Regions from separate parts of the Homo sapiens genome. Here region 1 is linked to region 2. Evidence: read pairs that join two places in POLR2A ChIA-PET (ENCODE). Cell type or tissue: MCF 10A. All regions are shown on one strand. Links, peaks and the distances in the headings refer to the core of each region. The heading gives the core; the rest is flanking DNA.

Region 1 (7,100 bases), core at 2,039-4,538, 99 kb before region 2:
GAATCAGAACTTGGTGGAAATTTTGCTGGTCTATTTTGTAGAAAAGCTGTTAGGGTGACAACTACAGGATTCACAAAAATCATAAAACTATATTTGGCCCTGTCGCTGTTCAGAGTCCACACTGGTCTTACTAAGCCCTGATAGAGTGACCACAGAAAAGTCACTCCAAAGTGAGGGGCCCAGCGTGGCTGTTCTTGCATAAACAATGGCTAGATAATAGCCGGGCTGTAAAACCAAGAGGGAAGTGCGCAGATCTGAGCTTAGAAGTGGAAGCTTTCATTAAGAGTAAAAAGATGGGCCAGGTGCAGTGGTTCATGCCTGTAATCCCAGCACTTTGGGAGGCGGAGGTGGGCAGATCACCTGAGGTCAGGAGTTCAAGACCAGCCTGGGCAAAATGGTGAAACCCTGTCTGTGCTAAAAATACAAAAAAATTAGCCAGGCATGGTGGTGTGTGCCTGAAATTCCAGCTACTTAGGAGGCTGAGGCAGGAGAATCACTTGAACCCAGGAGGCAGAGGTTGCAGTGAGCTGAGATCGCACCACTGCACTCCAGCCTGGGCAACAAGCGCAAAAATTACGTCTAAAAAAAAAAAGAATAAAAAGATGGAGGCGGGCGTGGCGGGTCACACCTGTAATCCTAGCACTTTGGGAAGCCAAGATAGGCAGATCACTTGAGGTCAGGAGTTCGAGACCAGCCTGGCCAACATGGTGAAACCTTGTCTCTACTAAAAATACAAAAAAATTAGCTGGGCGTGGTGAGGGGGCGCCTGTAATCCCAGCTACTCAGGAGACTGAGGCAGGAGAATTGCTTGAACCCGGGAGGCAGAGGTTGCAGTGAAATGAGATTGCTCCATTGCACTCCAGCCTGGGCGACTGAGCGAGACTCCATCTCAAAATAAACGAATGAATGAATTAAAAGATGATTTCAGTTTTGCAAGATGAAGAAAGTTTCTGGAGGGCATGGTGATGATGGCACAACAATATGAATGTATTGAATGCCACTGATCTGTGCAGTTCAAGTTGGGTAAAGTAGTAAATTTTGTGTTTCTCTATATTACCACAGTTTTCTTTAAAAAAAAAAAAAAAACTAAAAAGATAAAGCTGAAACCTAAAAATGTCCAGGTAACAATAAAGCTGGCAGAGTAATGTACAAGACTACCTACTGTATTTAGAGCAGCTCAGCCAAGCGGAGCCCCCCAGAAAAGGGGAACAGGAAAAGGGATTGATTGCTTTTTAAAGAATTTAATATTTGTTATTTCAAAAAAAAAAAAACTTTAAAGTGGTCCTCAGAGGGGGAAGAAGTGAGAGTTCTGTTTGGCTTCTTTCCTCTTTTGATTGGCAGAGGGTTTTGTTTTTAGTTTGAATTCGTATTTGAGACCCAGCGCCACAGTCTTTGCAGGACTATGCATTCCTGAGAACTTAAACTGAACTGTTTATGAGGAATAGTGTGAGGGTGAGGGCCCAGCCCTGGCTCACTGAGTCCTCAGGGCTCAGCTCCACAGCTGCCTGAGGAATTTGCTCTCAAGGGCAATCTTCAGCGATCTGGAGCATAGCTGGGCTTTGGGTGGCAACCTGAGGGTGAGGTCAGACTGTAGCATCACAACCAAAAGTCACATGCTGATGACAGGCTCCAAATCCTCCCAGCCCAGGGCCTGGTGGCTTCCAGATGTTGACTCAGGACAGGAACCGCTTGTCTGCCCTAAATGAATGCCATGGCCAGAGAGGGTGGACCAGGGGCACCTCTGACAGGGAGAGTTAAGGAGCAGTGAGCTCCCTTCCACCTCCGCTGAGCAGAAAGGAACCCTGGAAATACCTTCAGGACAGACAGCTGCTGATCTCTTCCTGGAAGCGCTGGGCCTCAGAAGCTTGCTGGTTCCTGCCTATTTGCTCCCACGGCAAATTCTTGATTCTTTATCAGAAAGGAGGGAAGAAGTGTGTGGGTGTGAGGGGGAAGAAGCCACAGGAATGCCCACAGCAGAGGTCCTCGGGGACGCTGGGCTATCCCTGGTGGCAACACTCTTGGGGCTGGTGCTGGGTGAGGACGGCCTCCCAAGCACCCTATGCTGTGACTCCAGCCCCCAGGATTCTCCTCAGGGTAGAGAGAAGGAGCTCAGGTGAGCTCTGGATGAATGATACCATCTTTTCCATTGAAATCACAGAATTTTACAACTAAAGAGAACTTCCAGATGGTTTGAGTCAACCGCACTCTGGCAGCTGGAAGCAGAGATGAAAAGATTCAGGCAAAATTACACAGTTCAATTATTAACAATTCAGACTAAGCATCAGGCCATCTGACCCCAACTGAGGGCCCCTCATCCTATTCTACTAAGTATATTACACTGCAGTCTGTATGTGTGTGTGCATGTGTGTGTCATGAGAGTACACGGATATGCAGGTGTATGCATCTGTATTTTGTGCATAAATGTGTGCATTTGTGTACATGTATATTAATGTATGTGCGTGTGTCATGTGCATATGTGTAGCAGAGTTAGTGTGCATATGCACATGTGTATATGTGTATTGCGCATGTGTATACACATGTATATATGGGGGTAAGTCTGTGTCTTTGGTATGTGCATATATGTGTGTGTGTGATGTGTGTGCATGTGTGTGTGCTTTGTGTGTGTGGTGTGTGTGCATGTGGTGTGTGTGGGGGTGTGTGTGGTGTGTGTTTATGTGATGTGTGTGTGGTGTGTGTGTGAGGTGTGTAGGGTGTGTGCGTGTGTGGTGTGCATGTGGTATGGTTGTGTGTGGTGTGTGCGTGTGTGGTGTGTGTGTGGGGTGTGCGCATATGTGTGGCATATGTATGTGTATATGTGTGGTGTGTGTTGTGTTTGGTGTGTGTGGTGTGTGCATGTGTGTATCTGGTGTGTGTGGTGTGTGTGATGTGTGTATGTGCGGTGTGTGTGTTTTTGGTGTGTGGTGTTTGTGGTGTGTATGTGTTTGGTGTGTGGTGTGTGTGTTTGGTGTGTGGTGTGTGTGTGGTGTGTGTGTGGGGGGGGTGTGGTGTGTGTGTGGTGTGTCGTGTGTGTGTGTGTCATGAGAGATTCTTAGGCCATAATGGCTTTTTTTTCTGACCAAGAGACTTGATTCTTGCTGATTCAGCCATGAGTGTGCATTTCCCACAATCAGGGTGACTAACCAGGACATCCGGAGAAGTTTCTTCCTCTCTGCCTCACCCATCCCACTCGCTCCATCCTCAAAGCGGACACTCAGATGCTGGGGCTTCTGCCCCAGTGTGTGACCCCACGGGAGGTTTGCAGAGTCCTCAGGTTGCGTCACAGCCAGCGTTGATGAGCATCATCCTGTCTTCCAAGAAGGCAGGCCAGTCACCCAAGAATGAGCCAGAGCTGCTTCTGTAAATCACGAGATTCTGTGACCCAGATTAACATGGAAGGAGAAACCAGCAGCTGCTGCCGCCGTAGGCACAAGTCAGCAACTTCAGTCCTTCTGAGGCTGGCCCTTCCTGGCCATGGGCTGCCCTTTCCCTTTGGGGTAATTTGAGGCAATGAAAGTTTTTATTCCCTTTGGTTGTATTTTCTAGACATGTTTTAATGTAGCTGAAATCATATGAAGTGTTCAATTTTATACCCTGCTTTTTTTAAACGGAAGATTATGACACAGCTTTTTTACAATGTTATTAGAAGCTTTTCAGAAACATTCCTTTTAACGGCTGCAAAATGCTATAATAATATTGTCATATCCCAATTCCCTACTGTGAAACACTCAGGCGTTATTCCCTGTTGAAAACAAAGCTGGGCTAAACATCTTTATGCACATTTTTTTCTGTATTTCGGACTGGACATGATATATGTGGCTTTTTGGGCTGTCGGCACATAACAATTAAAATCCAAAAAGAGAAAACATTAATTGCTGAGCAAAACTTTGCATTTATGTTGCACTCTATCTGGTTTTCTTTTCTTCCAGAAAAACATTATTTTATTAATCAATGGCTAACACACTTTATAATAATTTTTACCAAATTTTTTGCTACATATAACAGCTTTTATAATCTTACTCTTTTAGCAAGAACGGAAAAAATTCATTCTTTCCACCATCACAAGAGATTAATTACTCAATAATTACATTTATTACCAGTTTAGAAAACTTTGAGCTTCAAAACCCATTACAGGCAATGTCATAAATTTTAAAGATTACTGTCAAATCTGGTGAACACTCTATCAAGTTTAGTTTCATTTGATTATACATAAGCTGTAAGATTTTCTGACATTGCAAGTTTAATTGTCTAGTGACTTATTTTAAATGCTTTTTAATGCCAACACTCATTATCCAATTGTCATTCATGTCCTTCTCTGCCTGGCTTTATGGGCTGAATTTCTGTGCAGGTGCCTTTTGCTGAGAAGGCACCCTTCCCAGTGCTCTGGGCCATTCTCTGTGTGGTTCCATTGCTATCCCGCTCCAGGTACCAAAGGATTTGGCCTCCAAACTCTGCTGCCCACCTTGGTGGTTGGACACATACTCCTGGAGGACCTGGAGTCAAAACAAGCCACATACATCCTGCTGACATGGAGAACAGCCAGCTACTGAGCAAACATGCAACACTGGTGATATTGTGCAATGTTCCCAGCTGTGAATTTATCTCATTGTTTTCACCCAGTGACATTTTTATCTTATCCCTCCATAAGCCAGGCAAAAGTACACTAAACGCTTGAATAGATTCTCTCTTGTCATTTTGGAATTACTATTTTCATTTTTTATTTGAAAATGAGAAATAAAAAGGAATCTTATAACTTCTCTCTGCCCCTTAAAGCTATTTTCAATAAAGAGTAGCTTTTTTTTTTTTTTTTTTGTGAAATGGAGTCTTGCTCTGTCACTCTGTCGCCAGGCTGGTGTGCAGTGGTGCGATCTCGGCTTACTGCAACCTCTGCCTCCCAGGTTCAAGTGATTCTCCTGCCTCAGGCTCCTGAGTAGCAGGGACTACAGGCACGCACCACCACACCTGGCTAATTTTTGTATTTTTAGTAGAGACGGGGTTTTACCATGTTGGCCAGGATGGTCTCGATCTCTTGACCTCATGATCCGCCCACTTTGGCCTCCCAAAGTGCTGGGATTACAGGCATGAGCCACCGTGCCTGGCCGCCTTTTTTTTTTTTTTTTTTTTTTTTTAACTGACTCTTAAACCTTGAGACGCCTTGCTATTGCCAGTGGTTCCCACACTTTGGGAATGTTATGAAATAGCAAACTTTTATAAAGAACATGGAGGACTGACACTCTGACACTTTGTTTTGCAAAGAACACAGAAACTACAATAACTATCCAATGCTGTCACCAATCATAGTGCCCCAAAAGAAAGAGAAGGAAAGAAAGAAATTAATAAATAGAGAAAAAAATTCCAAATGAAAAAAATTAAAGCAGCAAGGAAGGGCGGGGCACGGTGGCTCACGCCTGTAATCCCATTACTTTGGGAGGTCGAGGCGGGTAGATCACTTGAGGCCAGGAGTTCAAGACCAGCCTGGCCAACATGGCGAAACCTTGTCTCTACTAAAAATACAAATATTAGCCAGGCATGGTGGCACGCTCCTGTAATCCCAGCTACCGGGGAGGCTGAGGCACGAGAATCACTTGAACCCGGGAGGCAGAGGCTGGAGTGAGCCGAGATTGTGCCACTGCACTCCAGCCTGGGCAACAGAGCAAGACAGAGCAAAAAAAAAAAAAAAAAAAAAAAAAAAAAGCAGCAAGGAAGGCAAGGAAGGAAGGAAACAAAAGAGAGAGAGAAAGTGGGAAGGTTACAGTCCTAGAATAATTAACATTCCTTTCAATGGAATAACTTAATCTTAGGGGAAAAAAATTACCCAGTGCTCTTCATTTTTCTCCATTTCCCTGGAATTGTGAAAAGTTCACCATGGGCAACATGACTCTAAAGGTTTATTGCTGTGTTTTGTTTGCTCAGGAGCCTTTGCTCTTTGCTATGCATAGAAGTTCAGGAAAAGCCCTCAGGCCCCGTCTCATGACATATTTCATGACAATGTTTATTCCATCCCCTGAACACTGAAACTTACCCAAGGTCCCTGCGGGAGGGCCACACTTTAGGAAGCACAGTATTTCTGGTTGCTCTTAACATAGGGGCATAGGATCCAACAGTCAGGAGGAAATGGGATGTCTCGAAGTTCAGCCAGAGCATCACCCGCCATGAAATATGAGGGTCAGTCGGTCTCCGCTCAAATGGTCCCAGAGATGGAGGATTGGAAAAGCAGATTTTAATTCCTACGTGAGCTGACACTTACCACCTGTATTTCTCATCCCTTGTTCTGTCTTCCAGGCTATAAAGACGCCTTGAATCCTCCTCCACGATACCCGCCCCACTATTTGTTGGCACAGCTATGATGCTGCTTATGGATTGTTTTCACTCCTAAAGACAGTGGCGCAAGGCAAGGTGACCTGGAGCGAGGCCATCCTGAGTGCCCACCCAGCTTCCCAGGAGCCTGTTGGAATTTGGAAGGACATTTGCCTCTGTTTATAAAGACTGGCTTTTTGCTGAAAGCCAGGGTCTCAAAAATTTTGTTTTATTAATAGAAGCTAAACCCCAAACATTTGGCTCTTTTTCATTCCATTTCCCCTTTCACAATCTTAACTATTCCCAAGACAATGGATACCTCTGCCTGTATCAAGGGCAGATTGTCAATAAGAAAGTCAACAGGAAATAAACATTATTATTTCAAAAATACTATCCTTATCCATTTTAAATTAAGGGGCTAGGAGAAAAGGATATGAGGATTTACTGTTGAATGGGTTAGGAGTTTCAGTTTGGGATGAAGAGAAAGTTCTGGAGATGGATGGCGGTGATGGTGGCACAACAATGCGATGAACTTCATGCCGCTCTCAAAAATAGTGAAAATGGTCAAGTTTATGTTACGTCTATTTTACTATAATAAAAAAAAAATTTTGGTTTTCAGTGGGCAGGTGAATAAGGAGACCCTCTTGCCACCTCTTGGCAAGAGCAAGAAAGGAGATTGGAATATCAGCAGTGTGAGCTCTTCCAAGGGCAGTGGTGACAGCCTGGGAGACTGGTCAGCGTAGCAAGGGCAGGTGCAGGTCCCTGGTCCTAGAATGTGAGTGTGGCAAGCCAGCCTTAACTTCTGC
Region 2 (7,100 bases), core at 2,070-4,569:
CCGTGGAGCATACTTTGGTTTCAATAAATCCGTGCTTTTGTGCTTCATTCTTTCATTGCTTTGTTTGCTAGGGTTTCCGGGTAGGAAGAATGGCCCCAAAGATACCCCAATCCCTAGAGTCTGTGAATACCAAGCATTACATGGCAACAAGGAGTTTTCAGATGTAATCAGCGTACGGATTTCAAATAGGAAGATCACACTAGGTCATCCTGGTTAGATTAGTCCAACCTAATAAAACTGGCTTTTATAAGCAGAGAACTTCCTTTGGCTAGGGACAAGGGAGATGAGGCAAGACGGGGAGGTGGTGTCAGAGATTCAAAATTTTGACTAACTACTGCTGCTTTTGAAAATGAAGGGCTACCAAGCCAAAGAACACGGGCAGCATTCAGCAGCCAAGAAGGACCCTGGCCATCAGCTAGCAATGAAACGAGGACCTTGATCCCACCACAGAAAGGAACTGAATTCCGCCAACAACCTAAATGAGCCTGGAGACAAATTCTCCCCTGGAGCCTCTTGATAAGGAGCCAGACTGGCTGTCATCTCAATTTTGTACTCAGGAGACCCTAAGCAGAAAACCCAGCCAAGCCGACTGGACTTCTGACCTACAGAAGTGGGAGGCAATCAACAAGTGTTGTTTGCTGCCTCTAAGTGTGTGGTGATTTGTTCTGGCAGCAAAAGAAAATGAATGCCGTTAAGAGGTGAGGTGCAGAAAGAAGAAACAGAGTGGGTCTTTGGATGCCCCCTGGAACCTAATACTATGTTTGACATTGGTGTTGCATCCAGATTTCAAAACAAGATCCCGGCTGTCCTTCTACAGTATCGCCCCAGGAACAACAGAAAGTAGTCACAGGGAGAATCACCAATTCAGTTCTTCTAATGAGGAGCTTAGGAAGACAGAAGTTTGTGGTTTGCCTGCAGTGGCTTTTCTATTTAGTAGGGGGACAGAGATGAGGACTCCAAACTCGTGACTCTCAGCCTAGGAACCTTCCAGAGACCACTCCAGGAGGGACGCATGAAATGTCAGCCCTCCTCACATTTTGCCTGTCTACTCACCTTTCTGTAGACGGCAAAGATGGTTCCAATGGAGGCCAGGCAGTCAATATTGGAAGATTCATCCAGTGGGTCAAAGCAGACCATGTATTTCCTCTAAATCAGAGAGGGAAGCACCACCCAGTCAGCACATCTTCCCATTAGCACAATTGCGCTGTCAGGGCTGTGTGCAGCAGAGAACACCACATGGAAAAAAGATAAGAGAACCATGGCATATCCTTATCGAAAAACACCATGACTTACAGAAGGCAGGGTGTGTCAGCTTACATAAAAATACTCCTTTGGGTTTTGTATTGGACAACTCGCCTGTCCAATGTGAAGACGAGAAGATAAAGTGGGTGGGGTCTTGAAAGACCCACATCCCTACACCTAGCCACTCTGCTGTCACAGGCAGCTCCAGCCATGGAGGGAAGTCCCTGGGTCCTTTGTACAGCCGCCTGTGTGCAAGGTCCTGAGAGAGCCCTTAGTGATGGGGGCTGGAGCCCCTGGCTCATTAGACACCAGTGACAAAACTTCAAGTGAGATGAGGGTCATTTCTCCCTCTACTCAAATTAGTTTTCCCTGACTTTCCAACGAGTATTAGCCTAGTCTCATTTGAGCTTTGTTTCTGTTTTTGTTTTGTTTTGTTTTGTTTTGTTTTGTTTTTTCCATGCTCAGTCAGAGGCAGACAAAAAAAGTTTGATAATCTATAAACTTAGAAATTCCCCAACATCTCTATAGTAATCTAATGTATCCCATAGTGATCCGATTTAGCCCACTCATGCATGTTTTTATTCAGCAGATACTTGTTGAGCTTCCAGCATATGCTAGGAACTGTTCAGGGCACTGGGATTACAGGGGGGCGGCAATACTGGCAGCAAGGCTGATTTCTTGGAACTGAGATTCTAGTGTGAGAACAGGCAGCACACAGGCCAGCACACACACAAATAGGTTGTGGTGTGTGCCCTAAAGAAAACCTACGCAGGCTGGAGGGGCTGGTGACCCATGAAGGGGGTCACATTTGATGACAGTCTTGACTAGCATTAAGGAATGAAGACACACAGAGAGACCCAGAGAACAGATTTTTTTTTTTTTATCAGACAGTCTCATTCTGTTGCCCAGGATGGAGTGCAGTGGTGTGGTTACAGCTCACTGCAGCCTAGAACTTCTGGGCTCAAGCAATCCTCCCACCTCAGCCTCCTGAATAGCTGGGACTATAGGAGCACACCACCATGCCCAGCTAATTTTTCAATTTTTTGTATTTTGATTTATGTTGCCCAGGCAGGTCTCAAATTCCTGAGCTCAAGTGATCCTCCTACTTCAGCCTCCCAAAGCGCTGGAATTGCAGGCGTTAGCCACCACGCTCATCTTAGAGAGGAGAGTTTTAGGCAGAGAGATTAGCAGGTGTGGAGTATTCAAGAGCTGGCATGAAAACCTGTGTAATTCAGACCAATGGTAGAAGACAATGGTAGATTAGACAGGAGAGAGAAACAAGGGTCATGTCAACTGAAGTTGAAAGTTTAAAATAATAGGGGTGATGTGGCTTAAATTGTGTGAGACAAGTGTAAAAGTGCCTTGCACAGTACCCGGCATATAGCAGAGGTTAAATAAATTTGGCTTTACTTTACCTTTTCCATTCTTCCAGCTGATCACAAAGAAATAGCCTCTTGTCCCCAATTTCCAATGTGTAAAAGAAGGGCAAATAGCCCAATAGATGCTATTCTATTTGAGAGAGAGGCAGGTCAGTGCTTTGTTTCATAGTTCATTGAAATATCAGGGCCAGTGTGCTCGTGACTCCTAAGGAGTTCAGCCAACTTTTTGGGTCAAATAGAATAGCATCTATTCTGTGTTACTATATTGCTGCTGAACATTGGTTGAACCTTTTGACCGCCAGCAAATAAAAAGCTATTCATGGACCCATAGTGAATACGGTCCCTCCCTAGCCATGCCCTGCACTAACCAACTTTACCATCGTGTTGAACAAGAGCACAGGATCCTCGTGATTTCCTTTCTAGAGTAGTCTAACAGCTCATCAGGCATGAAGAAATCTCTGCTGGAACCATAACCCCCTTGCAAAATGTGGGGTGAGGGTGGCAGTGGAAACAAGAAGAGGGGTGAGAGTACGAGGCTGTGTTTTACATCTCTTCCCAGGAACTCTGGTTTTTACTGGACTCCACATGTTCAAGCCACTGACAGATAAAGTCAACAGCCGTGAACAACCGCCCACTGAAGTGGTTCCGTACATCACTCTGAACTATTTCCTGAATGAATCACTGTCCTACTGTAGAGTCTTCTTTCACTAGACAGCTCAAGATTTCCAACTAGAAAAGTGGCAATCCATTGTTTCTAGAAAACAAATACTAAGAAATAGAGGAAAAATCCAGAAATTAAAGAAAAACAGATTGTTTCTGGCTTAGTAGCATCATCTAATGGCGAGCAGGGGCACTGCAGCCCCTGGACGCACCTTCCTGGCGATGATGGTCACGTCCTTTTTCTTTTGTATGAGATGGGGATCATGGGCTGAGCAGATGCCCCAAAGGTGTCTGCCATGCTGTATGCAGGAATGCTGAGGTTTCATGCAAAAACGTATGTTGGGATCACTTGACGGGGTGCATGGAAAGTATCCTAGCAGAGTTTTGCTAGTAGAGAATGTGCCCTCCGCTAGTACTCTAGAGTCACAGCCCAGATCCTAGCCTTCGGGTGGAGGTGCCGCCCTATGAACGGCCATCAGACTGTCCTATTGTTCAGAGACTCCTTTCGTCCTTACTACTTCATCTCAGGCCTGTGAGGATCTCTACCAAGCAGAGCAAGCCCATAAATAAATAGCTTTGTGCTCACCAATGCATCAGTGGCGCTGAAATAACTGTGCAGTGGACACCACTCTCCCTCCCTCTGGGCCTTTCAGCTGCTCTGTGTGTCCACGCTGTTGTGTGCCCTGAAAGAACTTTGAGATTTGCTGAAAGGTCTCCAGCTGCAATTTCAGACCATGTGGATAACTCAAATGTCTAACATTTAAATATGGCTGAAAGGGGTCGACTGCTGGGCTGGATGGTGGCAGAAGTAGCAGGCTTTCCCTTGGATCTCTTTACAGGGCAGAGATGACTCCTTACAAATGGCACCAGTAATCCCTCTGCCTCCTGATACCCATCTAACAGAAAAGTGCACCCTGCTCATAAGAAAACCCCAGGCCACATTTGTCTTATGTGACCCTGGTCTCTGGCTACAGCTGACTTGACACAAACTAAGACAATCAGATTTTTTTCTTCTGGAACTTGCTGTGAGACACAGAGACACAGTGGACTGGATGACAATGCTGGGATGTGAAGGATGTGTCCTCGAGGCTAGGAAGGCAGTAGGTGCTGGATTTCATGAGAGTCCCCTGAAATATTCCAACAAATTCCCTTTCTGCTTCAGCCAAAATGAATGGGTTTCTGTTACATACAGCAAAGTTGGCCTTGAGTACAACAACAGATATTACAATTAACATTTTGCAAATGAAGAAAGGGAGACTCAGAGAGGTTAAAAATGTTGCCAAGCTCAATCTACCCCAGTCAGGATAGCATAGATTATGCTGCAGCAATAAATAAGCCAGAAACCCCAGTGGCTTAGTACAGCAAAGATTTGTTTCTCCTTCCCATGCCAGGCTGATAGCAACAGGGTAAGTGGCTCAGGCCTCCAGGCTCCTGCTGAGTCGTGACCCTGTCTCTAAATGCATGGCTTCAGAGGTGGCTCAGAAGGGAAGAGAGAGGATGAAGGATTGAGCCTTGGGTGTAATTCTACCCCCACTCCATTTGACAAAACCCCTGGCCCTCAACAAAAAGCAAGAGAGGCTGGGAAATGTAGTCTTCCTATGGGCCCAGGAAGAGAAATGGGTGTGGGGAGACTGATCTCCACCAGCCTCTCACACAACTGGGATGGGCAGAGGCAGAACCTGGCCTAAGGCCACCCTGACCCCAGCATAAGGCATCTCGCCAGCACTGGTGCCAGCGGCCTTCTCTGCAGCTCACCAGGACTCCACTCTCCATCACCAGCATCTCCATCCACCTCACTCCAGCTGTGGCTGCCACAAGGAGTCCTTGCACCTCATGGCAGCACCTCAGTGCTTCAGGGACCAAAGGATGCATCTCTTTTTATTTTTCTTTTATTTTTAGTTTTTTAATTTTTGTGGGTACATAATAGGTGTATATATTTATGGGGTACATGAGATGTTTTGATACAGGCATGCAATGCATAATAATCAGATCATGAAGAATGTGGTGTCCATTCCCTCAAGCATTTATCCTTTCTGTTACAAAAATCCAATTATCCTTCTTAAGTTATTTTTCAATGTACAATTACTTTATTTTTGACTATAGTCACTCTACTGTGCTATCAAATAGTAGGTCTTATTAATTCTTTGTAACTATTTTTTTATACCCATTAACTATCCCCACCCACCCCTGCCAATCCCCTCCCACTACCTTTCCTAGCCTCTGGCAACCATTCTTCTGCTCTCTATGCCCATCAGCTCAATTGTTTTGATTTTTAGATCCCATGAATAAGTGAGAAAATGCCACGTTTGTCTTTCTGTGCCTGGCTTGTTGCACTTAACATAATGACCTCCAGTTCCATCCATATTGTTGCAAATGACAGAATCTCATTCCTTTTTATGGCTGAATAGTACTCCATTGTGTATATGCACCACATTTTCTTTACCCTTTCATCTATTGATGGACACTTAGGTTTCCTCCAAATCTTAGTTATTGTGAACAGTGCTGCAGTAAACTGGGGAGTGCAGATTTCTCTTCAATATACTGATTTCCTTTCTTTTGTGTATATACCCAGCAGTGGGATCACTGATTTGTACGGTAGCTCTATTTGTAGTTTTATGGGGAACCTCCTAACTGTTCTCCATAGTGGCTTTATTAATTTATATTTCCACTAATGATGTATGAGAGTTTACTTTTCTCTAGATTTATACTCATGTGTGCAGAAAATGCTGAAGATTCTACCAAAAAAACCTGTTAAGATAAATGAATTCAGTAAAGTTGCAGGATACAGAGACAAAATACAGAAATCGGCAGCACTTGTATACACTAATAATGGACTATCTGAAAAGAAAATGTAGAAAAAGATTCCATAGAAAATAGCTACAAAAAAACGAGATGCCTAAAAATAAATTTAACCAGGAGCTGAAAGATCTCTGGTTTGAAAAGTATAAAACATTGGTGAAAGAAATTAAGCGGATGCAAATAAATGGAAAGATATCCTGTGTTCTTGCATTAGAAAAACTAATATTTTTAAGACGCCAGTCCTAACCAAAGCTATCTATAGATTCAATGAAATCTCTATCAAAATACCAGTGACACTCTTCACAGAGATAGGAAAAACAATCCTAAAACTCATATGGAACCAAAAAAGACCCCAAATAGACAAAGCAGTCTGGAGAAGAAGAAAAAGAAAGTAAGCTCCAAACATCATACTGCCTGACTTCAAAATACACAATACACTACAAAGTTATAATAACCTAAACAGGATGGCATTAGCATAAAGAAAGACAAATAGACCAAAGGGACAGAACAGAAAGCCCAGAAATAACTCCATGCATCTACAGCCAACTGATTTTTGGCAAAGTGCCAAGAGCACACATTGCGAACAGGACAGACTCTTCAACAAATGGTGCTTGGAAAACGGGATGTGCACACACAGAATGAAACTGGATTTCTATCCTTCACCAGATAGAAAAATAAACTCAAATGGATTAAAGACACAAATATAAGACCCCAAAATATGAAACTACTAGAGGAAAACAGCAGAAATGCTTTAAGACATTGGCCTGAGCAAGATTATTTTGAACATGACTCCAAAAGAGAATTGAAGCTACTGAAGCCCTGCTTCCTATGAAATCTCCCACCTACTTGAGGGATTCAAGAAGTCCTGAATTTATCCATGTTGCTATGAGGCCAGATATCATTACAGAAACTGTAGTGGAGGTGTCAACTGAGGGGTCTGAACCAACGGATACCTCTCCTATTCCTACATCACCAGATAGCCATGAACCAATGAAAAGGAAAAAAATTGGCTGTAAACCA

What was found. ChIA-PET counts read pairs that join two places held together with the same protein. Peaks named below come from ENCODE experiments on the same cell type or tissue, not always from the same donor. Only the 100,000 strongest peaks of a DNase experiment are listed, where the experiment ranks them.
Region 1: POLR2A ChIA-PET joins it to region 2 with 5 read pairs; 6 of 35 experiments call an interaction of 5 or more read pairs at or near these places.

Annotation. Positions count from the first base shown.
Region 1 is chr9:87,710,431-87,717,530 of GRCh38, forward strand. No RefSeq gene overlaps it. Among named protein-coding and RNA genes, the nearest start is that of CTSL, 12 kb to the right of the region's middle. RefSeq lists an enhancer at 2,957-4,156. In MCF 10A, for the core only: no CTCF peak of the experiment used is centred there; a DNase peak (open chromatin) is centred at 3,221.
Region 2 is chr9:87,809,601-87,816,700 of GRCh38, forward strand. It overlaps the pseudogene LOC100420576 and the pseudogene ELF2P3. Among named protein-coding and RNA genes, the nearest start is that of SPATA31E1, 70 kb to the right of the region's middle. In MCF 10A, for the core only: a CTCF peak has its summit at 3,468; no DNase peak of the experiment used is centred there.